Linked DNA regions of Homo sapiens: region 2 is linked to region 1. The links are chromatin contacts, found by Hi-C or POLR2A ChIA-PET in ENCODE. All regions are on one chromosome and are shown on one strand. The core of a region is the stretch at or near the end of the contact, and the rest is flanking DNA. Distances in the headings are between cores, read along the strand shown.

Region 1 (5,041 bases), core at 7-2,506:
CTTGAGTCACCTTTGGACATGTAGATAGCCCACCTCCCTGACCCCTGGCCTTTCTGAACACACAGCAGTGGAGTAACTGAGGCAGGGAGGATGTGTCCTCTACTCTGAACTAGTCACTTATTTTCCATCCGAAAGCCCCTCTTATCTGCTTTCTCTGCCCCACACCCTCTCCTGGCATGGTTGAGCAAGTCTCCTTGTTTGCCAGGAGACGGTATGGCATGGCACTGTGGTTCTCAAAATGTGTGCCTATCAGGAATCCCTAACCATCCCTGCAAGTTGCAGTCAGGGAAACACTGGGGCTGTGCCTACAGCTTGGGGTTCTAGCTTCTCAGGCATTGATGTCAGCCAGGCCTAGCTATGGGCACAGTGTCTGTTCACCTCTGGGCAAGTTTCTTGGCCTCTCAGAGTCTTGGTTTTTATGAGGATTAAATGAGATAATGCTGGTAAAATGCTTCGTGGCAGGCCCAGGGAAGAGTGCACCCTCAATGAAGCCAGAGGTTAAGGGTGGTGATGATGAGCAAAGGCTGCTCCTGTCATTACTTCTGGGGAAATGATAGGGAGTCTTCCTGTCCGAAGGCTGAGGTCCCTGATCTGGAGTGAGGGAGCTTTCCGGGGTTGCTTGAAGCTCTGCTGGGGGGTCAGCAGAAGACTTAGATTCTCTGTAGTCTTGGTCCCCAGACTATCTGAACCCAGCCTTGAGCTGGGTGCTCTTGGCATAGAGTTGAGGGCAAAGTTGAGGGCTTACGTCTAGAGTCACAGGATCTTGGTGTTGTGAGAAGCTCTGTGGTCCATCCAGTCAACCTACCTGCCCAGTCTGATCCCATGGACCACATCCAGCCTTTGCTCGCACACCTCAAGGCTTGGAAAGCTCATGATTTTTTATTTCTGGAAAGAACTGACTCTTAGAAAATAGGGGATAGAATCTGAGCAAACCCACCCACCCTTGGCTTCCCCATTTTGATCCTGATCTTGCTTGTTGGAATTACACACAATGTGGAAACACCCTGGTGGGACCAAATCTTGTAGCAGAAGACCCCAGGCCAGCGATTCTGACATAGGAAGGAGATTTTTCTTTTAAAAACTTTATCTAAACCAAATGGCTACCCCAAAAAACCCCCCAAACTTTCTGATTATTGAAGAAAGAGGGTTTTTTTTGTGTGTGTGGAAAAATTCAGGCGGTAAAGAACAGACCTGCAGGAGGAAATAACTGCTCAGAGATAACTGCCGTGAGCAGTTTGGTGTTTTGGCCTTAAAGACACACACATACAAGATTGGGATTGTACCACACAAACCACTTCCTGCACTGCCACTTTTGACTGAGTGCTGTATAGGGAGGGTTTTCCCATGTGATTGAGCATTCTTCTCCAGCAAGTTTCCCAGCTCTGTAGTATTGCACCATAGGAATCTTCTGTGACCTGGTTAAGCATTCCCCAGCCATTGCACATTTAGGCCCTTTGAATTTTTCATTAGTATCCACATTGCTATAATGATCGCCTTGTCCCTATGTATATTTTGTACTCAACTCTAATGAGCTCCATGGAATGAATTTCTAGAAGTGGCTTTCCAGCTCAGATGGTTTTTAAACTCAAGGTCAGAGGACCAGAATCTCCCACCATAACCAGTCTCCCAGTTTCGCTTCAGCCCTACTGGTGGGGGAGCGTTCTGTCTGTCCCTGGTGCTAGTTGGCCTACCCACAGGAGGAGGAGGAGCAGGCTTTTAGGGTATGTGTATCTGTGAAAGAGAAGGAGATGGAGAAAGGCAGATAGATATAGGGGAGTGTTTTCTCTTCAATTACAGTCTGATTTTGACCCTCTCCTCTCTGGGAGCCTGTGGTGTCATTAACTAATCATGGGCTCTCTTTACTATTTAATGACCTCTCCCCACAGTGACTCCTTCCTCCCCAACAGTCTCCTGGAAAGGAGGAGGTGGGAAGATGAGTCAGTGGGGGAAAGTTTCTCCAGAGTAGGTGGTGGGTGTTGCAGTGGTTCTCAAACTCTGACATGCATCAGTCCCTTGGATGGCTTATGAAAGCACAGATTGCTTGGCCCCACCCCCAGGTTTCTGATTCTGTGGGTCTGGGGTACTGCCTGAGAATGTGCATTGCTAACACGTTCCCAGGGGACGCTGCATCTGCTGGCCCTGGACCACACTTTGGGTACCAGTAAAGTAGTGGGATGGGGCAGGGTGGGGTTCTGTGGTGAGTTTCAGCTCCTGGTGTTGCTGACAGTAGGAACCTTGTCCTGTTTAATAAAGGCTCATCTTGTGAGGCCTGAACTCACCTTCCCCTCCTACCCCCACCTCACCACCCCTTCTCCCATGTGTCCTTTGTATATATTGGGAACTTTCTGTGCAGGAGGACAAGAGGATTATCAGCATCCCCGTTTTACGGAAAAGAAAATTGAGTCTCTGACAAGTGACATGCTGTGTCTAAGGATGTTGAAAGTAGGAGGGCTAGTACTGGAACCCTGGCGCTGTCACGTTCCCCACCTTGACTTCTCCAGTGCAGGTCTGGTGCGGAAGCAGAGATGCCTTCCCTGAACACTGCACCGGCCCCAAGTGAGAGGCCTGGGGAGGCAGATTCCTCCACACCATCTCTGCGCTAGGATCTTGCTCCACTTCTTATCCCCTGACTGACACTTCAGTAACGTGATCTTCTTCCAAGGTCTAGTGTTCTCCAGCAGTTTATGTTCCCAGTTATTGTTCTGGGCAGGTTTTCTAGGAAGCCAGGAACTTTCTCCTGTCAAGCCTGGGCTTCGTCTGGCAGGCACAACAGAGGGAAAAGAGAAAAGCCTCAGTTGTTGAGCATCTAATGTGTACCAGGCCCTGTCCTGGACACTTTGCAGCCATAATGTCAGGTCAGCCACCCCAGGTAGGGGTTAACATCAGGTCCCATTGTACAGATGAGGAAACTGAGGGTCCAGGAGGTAAAACAACTTACCCAAGTTCACAGAACTGAAAGGGGCAGAGCTGGGCTTTTGATTTCAAACTCAAGGCTGGGGTCTGGTCTGGGATGGCAGCAGGTCCTGTTCTGGAGGGAGCCGGGATGTGGAGTAAGCAGCCTCTGCCCCACCCGCCATCCACGCAGAGACGGTCAGCCCAAGGGTCAAAGCTCTCTTGGGATTCAGGGTCTTGCAGTGGGAGGGCACTGGCTGGTCACCGGGAGACCCCTTTCAAATCCTGCTCTGCTGCTGCCTGGCTGTGTGGCCTGGGGGCAAGTCACTGCCCAGTTTGGGACATCTGAGTCCTCCTTTCTCATAATGATCCCTTATGCTTTACAGCTCTTGGCAGTGGACATTTTCTCATGTACTTATTCTCCGTCCCTCAAGCCTTCCAGCACCCTGTGAAATAGGGCGGGCATTATTACTAAGCCCATTTTCACAGAGGATGAGGATGACAGGGCAGGGAGTTGCCCAGGATCCCGTGGGCAGTTGAGGGATGGTACAAGAGCTAAGACTGGAACCTGGGTTGTCTTTGCTGCCCATCTTGAGCCCAGCCCCTAAGACGGGAGAACTCTTTCTCTCTATTCTCAGCCTTAGGATGAAGGATCCCAGAGCTCTTAGCTGGGCTGGTGGGTCCTGGGTACAAGGGGCCCAGGATCCCAGGAAGGGCTGGCCTGGGATCTTCGCTGTTGGCCAAGAACCCATGGGGAGGCAAGATAGGGTAGTCCAGGCTGTCTCTGTTTCTGACTCCTGCCCAGGCCTTGCACGTGAGGTCCTTGGTGCTGTGGGGAAGGAGGGGTTCAGCCCAGGTTTTCCTCCCAGCTCGGCTGCTTGCTTCTCCTGGGAACTGTGCTTGTCCTCTAAAATGTATCATGCAGAATTTTCCAGACTCTCACACATGGGTGCCTGGGCCCTGCAGTTTCACCTGAATGCCATCACTTCCTCCTGTCTTCCTCATTCTTCTACACCTGGCTCCAGCCACCTTCTTCCCTCAGGGAAGACTTGCTCCTCTGGCCAAGCCGACTCAACTCTCTCGGGTTCTGTGCAGTGGGTGAACTGGCTGACCGGGTTGGTTAACTCCCCAGTGAGGCATGAGAGCAGGGCCTGTGGCTGGTGTGGGTCCAAGCCCCTGCAGGGTCTGGCAGGGCATGCAGCTGAGTCTATGCATGCTAGGGAAAGGTTAGCCTCAGACCTGTAACTCTCAGGCTTGTGACTTTCAGCAAGTCACTTATCTTCTCTGAACCCTGGTTTCCTTCGTCGAAAAGTAAGGAAGCTACTTTCCTCGTTGATAGCTTCTGATACTTTTAGGAGATAAAGTGCAAAACATCTAGCACTGGTGCCTGGGGGTTCATGGTACTCAGGAAATGCCAGTCCCTCATCTTCCCTGCAGTGGGCTCAGGCTATGTTCTGCCTCCACCTACCCCAACCCGCTTGAGTAGGGCGCCGGGTTGGGCCTTGGCCTAAGGCCTGAACTATAGGTAGCTCTAGGTAGGGGGTGTCCTCGGCGGATAATGGGCCAAGGACTGGGCACAGGGACAGAATCAGCTGATTTAATCAGACTCTGCCAGTTCCAACTTGTGACCCTCCCTGGGCACGTTACTAACCCCCCTGAGCCTCAATTTCCAGATCTGTAGAAAGAGATACTCTGTCTCCTGTGTTCTCAGGATCACACATGATCGGCAAACAGGAGACCAGGGGATGGGGCCCAGGCGACCTGAGGGCGGCCTCCCAGGAGGCTTGGGTCAGGCCAGTGGCTGCTTATTTACATATCAATTTTCCTACTGGGGAACAAATAGTCCCCTTTTCCTCTGGACACCCAGAGGCTCTCCAGGCCCATATCTCTTAGTGCAGTGCCTGGTTTGCTGGGTCGCCCAGGGAAGGAGGCAGCCTCTCTCTGAGCTCCTATATTCCTGTGGGAAGAGAGCCAGGGAGCCAGCCCAGGTGTGAGGCCCTGCCTGGTTCTGTCTGAGACCACGATGGTGTTGCCACATGTCCCATGCCTGGCCCCTGGGGACAGACCCCTTCCTATAGCGCCTAGCACCTTTCCTTCTCACCTCTGTCTGTACATCTATACACCCCCCTTCCAGCTCCATGTGGCCCAG
Region 2 (5,524 bases), core at 517-3,016, 290 kb after region 1:
GGATCTGAGCCAAGGTTGCTGGGGTCTCACTAGATTAGCCAAGAAGATAACCCTCGGAGGGGCCAGACAGCTGAGAAGGCTGAGGTGCAGGCTAGCCCACCAGGTTGCTGGCCCATGCCCCTCAAGCTCAACTGGGGAAGGGTGGAACTGTTGCCCAGGTAAGCAAGAACCAGTGGTGGGTCAGAAGTAAAGGTTGGCTGCAGTGGGTGGTGAGAGGGCAAAGGCTGAACTGAGGTCAGATGCTGCATCATTTGGGAGCCAACACTCAAACTGGATTAAGCAAGACAGGCCATTTATTAGCTTTTTAAAATTGGTTTCTAATATATTGGTTTCTAATAATATATATTCCAAATATATATATTCCAAATAATATATTTGGGGCCTATTTATTGGTTTCAAGGCAGGCAGGGCTGAATCCAGGGCTCAAATGATGCTGTTAGGACCGTATCTCACCACATCCGTGTCCTCTGCCTCCCTCCTTGTGAGCTTCAGTCCTCGGTAGCCACTCTCCATGTGGCCGCAGGGCAGGCACCTGCAGATCCAGACTGACGCCTTGCTCATTTCAAATCCAATGGAAGGAGAGCTTCTTTTTCCCAGGCGGTCCAACAAAAATCCCAAAGTCAAGGCTTATTGGATGGTCTTGGGTCACATGACACCTCTGCCCAATCACTGAAACCTGGAGGATAAGATATGCTGATTGGCCAGACTGGGTCAGTTGGTCGGGGGGCAGTCGGTGCGGGGGTTGGTGGGGTGCGGGTGGTGCTGAGGGAGGTGGTCGGGGCTGTGGGGACTGGTCGGTGCTGGGGTGGGGGCGGTCGGTGCTGGGCGGGGGGTCGGTGGTTGGGGGTGGTGTGGTGAGGTCGGTAGGTGTCGTGGGTTGGGGAAGTCAGCCTGAATGCATGAGAGGGGATGGACTTGCAAGGGAAAATCCAAGCATTATTTTTAGAAAAAGGAGAAAGGAATGCTGGGCAGACAAAGCAGCAGATTCTCCCTACTGGTGTCATGTTGGGAGTCGGGGGCGATGAAGCACCCAGGTGGTCGCATGTGTCCCAGTTGGGATTCTTCCTGTGATTTATGGTACCAGGGTTGGCCTCTCTCTAAGTGCCTCATTTTTAGTGAATCTAGTATCTGAAAGCCCAAATTTCACACACACACACACACACACACACACACACACACACACACAGCCCCCATGCCTCTGATGGATCTGAGAGTGGTACTTCACGTTCCAAAAAGATTGTTCCAGAAGGTCTTTCTCATAAAGAGTCCCTGCACTCTCTGATGGCCGCCCCACTATTTCAGCCACCCCAGCGCCTGGCTGCCTTGAGTAGACCTCCACTCGCCGGGAAGGCCTGTTCCTTTTTCCCCCCACCTCCACTCCTTCATGGCTGAGGGGAGTTTCTTGAGCCTCTTTAGGGTTTTTTGCGCTAAATGGGCCCCTTCCCAGAAGACCAACCGCAGCCTTGCTTATCTGAAGCCCCTTAGAGGGACAGGGGAGCAGAGGGGGACGGGCACTGGTTGAGTGGAAGCTCCGTCTCTGGGGGCACGAGGGTACACGTGGCCAGGCCAGCCTGGCAGCCCTGCTGCCCTCCGCCGCGGCAGCTCTGTCCTACATTTAGGGTGCGATGTGTGATTTCATTTGAGCAAATATTCCTCTGCAGAAAAAATACCGAAAACCACAGCTTGTGATGCTGCCTCCCAGGCAGCTGCCCCTTGCTTGGTTTTGGTCAACCACAAACCTCCTGGCCCTCCCCCAGTCTCTCTCGCTCTGTGTCTCGCCTGTGGGCTCCAAAGCTCTGACTCACCATGCAGCCAGCTCAGCGCTCAGCACCACCCTGCCTTATATGGTGAGCTCAGCACCTCTGGGTCAATGAGTGTTAATTCATTTATTCAGCCAATGGCTGTTGAGTGCCTATCATGTGCCAGGAGCTGTTTAAATGCTGGGGATTGAGGGTGAGCAAAGCCCAAAGGTCCCTGTCCTCAGGGTTCCCTGACCTCTCCTCTGGGAGATCTCCTGAGGGCAGGACCCTCCTCTGGGTGTCTTGCCCCCAACCCCTCGCCTGATGTCTCAGACAGTGCTAAACCATAACTGGGCTGGCTTGGTAGATATGTCGGTCAGTTACTTTCCACAGCATTTTGTAAAGCCCCCACCTGTGCCTGATGCAGCAGAAATAGCAGAATGACTTGGTTCTCAGCCTTTAGGACTTAGGGTGTAAGGTGCCACTTGTCATGGCCCTGGGGAGGAGGAAGGGCAGCTGTTAGAGAGATCTGTATGCAGACCTGCTCCTGGAGTGTGCACCTGTTAATAAAACGAATCATACAAGCTCCACTTCCCAGGCATTCGTCATTCATTCAGATGCACTCAACAGGCACCTCAGAGGCCAGATTTTTAAGGGAGACGATCAAAGTCAAGACATCCAAGGTAAAGAATGGGAGGGTCCAGAGCTGAAATATAAAGGAAGGCTTGGGGGTTCAGAGGCCAGAAGGAGATGTTACTGCTGCACAGTGGTGGTGTAAAATCAGGGGATGCAAGGCCTGTGAGCTGTGCCTAGATATAGGCCAGTTTCGGACGTTAGAAAGGACATTCGGGAGGAAGACACAGTGAGAGCAAAGGCCTGGCAGTGGGACCCTGAGGCTTGAAAGACTGTGCCAGGCAGGAAGCCAGATGAACTCGGTTAGCCTTCTTTCCCGCAGGCCTCCAGGCTTGGCCGTGCTGGGCCTGGGGCCATCTTGTCTTCAAGGCTGCTTTCAACTACAGCTTGGGTACGGAGTTTAGTAGCGCCTCCCTTTTCCTTTTGTCCTCTTCTTCCCTGGGAAGGGGAGTTTTGGAGGGCCCTTTCAAAGAGATGGTGCTGCACAAAGACCAAGAGTTCTTAATCCTCTCATTCCTGAGATACTTTACAGAGCTTAGGGCTCATTTTCACTTAGAGCATTGCAAGCAGCTGCCCTAGTGGCATACCCTGGGCTGGAAGTTGGGAGACTTGGGTCCCTGCTGCACTACTGATGTCCTTAGCCTCCTGGCCTATAGTTTGTCAAGCTCCTTCCGCTTGAAACATTGTATTCCATGTCAGACCTGGGTTCGGATCTGAGCTCTGCTAGCAGTACAGCCTCAGTATTCTTATAAGTAAGTTAGAGATAGTAATAGTCACTTCTCGTAAGACTGTGTGAAGATGGAAGGAAATACTTGAATGACAGAAAGTGCTTAACAGAGCACCTGCCAGGGATCAGCATTCAGTGTAGTACTGATGCTATTTGGTGTTGTTATTATTTATATTTCAATCATATTAATATAACTCTGTGGGAGTCTTCAGTGTATAGGTGCCTGTTGGTCCATGTCCCAAAAAACTTGGTGATGGGGACCGGGCACGGTGGTTCATGCCTATAATCCCAGCATTTTGGGAGGCTGAGGCGGGCGGATCTCAAGGTCAGGAGTTCGAGAGCAGCCTGGCCAACATAGTGAAACCCCGTCTCTACTAAAAATACAAAAATTAGCCGGGTGTGGTGGCATTCGCCTGTAGTCCCAGCTACTTGGGAGGCTGAGGTGGGAGAATTGCTTGAACCTGGAAGGCAGAGGTTGCAGTGAGCCAAGACCGCACCACTGCACTCCAGCCTGGGTGACTGAGTGAGACTCCGTCTCAAAAAAAAAAAAAAAAAAAACTTGGTGATGGGGTGGGGTGTCACACCCCTCCCATCTCCGAAAAGTGTTGGGGTTGGGGCTGCCTTACCCAGAATCACATTTATTCATTCATTCACCAACACTTCATTGAGCACTTACTGTGTGCCTGGGCCTCTGAGAGGCACGTGGGGTCCTATTGGATAGGATGCTCAGGGTCCCTGCTCTCGGCAGCTCAGGTCTTCAGGCTGAGGCCTTGGGGAAAATCCCACCCCAGCTTCCCATGGCACCCGAAGCTTTGTTCAACCCTCCCTTGCCATCTTGGGCCTAAGGCCTGGGTGAAATGCCAGAGCATCCACTAAAATGGACTGGTCCAGTGTTGCACATGGACCTTATGGGGTGGATTGCCAAGTCCCAGTTCAGCATCAGGAAAACTAAGTGTTTCACGGGGAAGATGGGCTTGCCCTGGGTGCCAATGGCAAGGTCCTGTTTCATTTTTCACCCCCCTTTGATGCTTCTTTGGATCCTGAACTGCAAAGGGTTTTGATTATTTCTGGAGGACGCCAAGCCTGTACATGGAAGGTGCTGGGGGTCCAGTCTGCCCCTGTGTTTGCCTGGCGGTCTCCTTGTGGGTATCTCACCCTCTCTGGTCTCTGGCAGCCAGCAGAGCCTGCCATGTGGGGCATCAGCCAGAGGTTGGTGAATGGATGGATGGGTGGAAGGATCACAGTGGATTTACTGGAATCGGTGTTGTCCCAGCCTCAGCCGGGGTGGTTGGACATACCAATCTCTTGGCTTGTTTTTCTGTGACAATTTGATTTTGGCTCCCGTGGAATATAAGGAATTTTCAAGTAGTGGAATGGACTCAAAACAAATGGCTTTTGAGCTGATTAAGTTTCTCAGTTTGATTTCAGGGAGGCAGCCTGGTGTGTACCCTGATTTAAGGACAGAGCTTGCAAACGCCAGCTCTGAGGCTGGGTGACCTTGGGCGTGTTATTGAGTCTCTCTCAAATTCTCAACTCTCATCTAGAAAATGGTAGCACTAATGGCATCATAGGGCTGCGATGAGCTTTAAATTAAATAATGAGTGTTAAAACAGTTGCAGAGCTCTGGGCACGTGGTAAATGCTCAAGAAAGGATGATGATGGTGTATTTAATGAACACCCTTAAGCTATTTGTTGCATCTTCTTGCTCCCACACGGGTTTTTCCAGACTACTTTGCATTTGTAAGACAAAAAAGTTACTTTGAAAAGTTATTATTACACAAGCAATATAGGCTTCTTAAAAATTCAAATGATCTGGAAGGATTTAAATTAAAAAGCAAATTCCTCTTCCCTCCACCTGCCAACCCCATCAGTCCCTTTTCCTAGCAACATTCTCTTTGAATGTGGGGTTCTTCAAGACTAGAACTTTTCTTCTTTTTTTTCTCTCCTTAAGGACAGGGGACAGCTATGCAGTCAGGAGGGGACAGTAGCCTGGTGGCTGTTGCAGCCAGTTGTCATCCAGGCTAAAAGTCCTGAGGCTGGTGCCAAGGGGTCTCAGTGGAGCAGGAACAGGAGCAGGAGCAGTCGGGTCCCTTAGGCAGCCTGGCTTCCCCAGCACTGTTTGCTCTGAGTCACAGGGGTCTCCAGCACTCTATGGGGTCTCAGAGTCCTGGGGATGGGAGTGGCCTGAGCCGAACCACATTCAGTCCAGGCTTGGAGTGCCAGCCTCACAAACAATGTGGATGGCCACCTGCTGGGGGCCCCTCTTCTGTCACAGTGCCCCAGGGCTCAGTCCAGCTCCAGCTTCTGTGACCCCGGCAGCACAATCGATTGTTCCTGCTCACCTTCTGACAGTCTGCACTCCCAGCTGTGCCCTCTGCTGCCACACTCGGGCACAGGCCCAGGTCCAAGTGAACACAATTGGCAT

What was found. A loop is a pair of places that touch in the nucleus more often than their neighbours do. ChIA-PET counts read pairs that join two places held with the same protein, here RNA polymerase II (POLR2A). Pooled maps may share reads with other maps.
Region 2: a loop to region 1 is called in a pooled map, with 7 times the contacts of the local background. The contact joins two enhancer-like sites. A Hi-C loop is called at or near these places in 2 of 168 maps with a recorded cell type or tissue (GM12878 and natural killer cell), 11 of 37 single-sample maps with no recorded cell type and 15 of 50 pooled maps. POLR2A ChIA-PET finds 5 or more read pairs at or near these places in 2 of 52 experiments (A673 and AG04450).

What each region holds. Positions count from the first base shown.
Region 1 is chr11:44,573,460-44,578,500 of GRCh38, forward strand. The region is part of intron 1 of CD82 (CD82 molecule); the gene reads left to right. Among named protein-coding and RNA genes, the nearest start is that of CD82, 10 kb to the left of the region's middle. RefSeq lists an enhancer at 3,933-3,982. Within about 2 kb of position 1,257, at least 9 of the 41 ENCODE cell types and tissues checked have a DNase peak (open chromatin) inside an H3K27ac peak, as active enhancers do; they include GM12878, where a contact is called at or near this core.
Region 2 is chr11:44,860,650-44,866,173 of GRCh38, forward strand. The region is part of intron 3 of TSPAN18 (tetraspanin 18); the gene reads left to right. Among named protein-coding and RNA genes, the nearest start is that of TP53I11, 87 kb to the right of the region's middle. RefSeq lists enhancers at 849-1,476, 1,477-2,104, 2,205-2,254. Within about 2 kb of position 1,767, at least 12 of the 41 ENCODE cell types and tissues checked have a DNase peak (open chromatin) inside an H3K27ac peak, as active enhancers do; they include GM12878, where a contact is called at or near this core.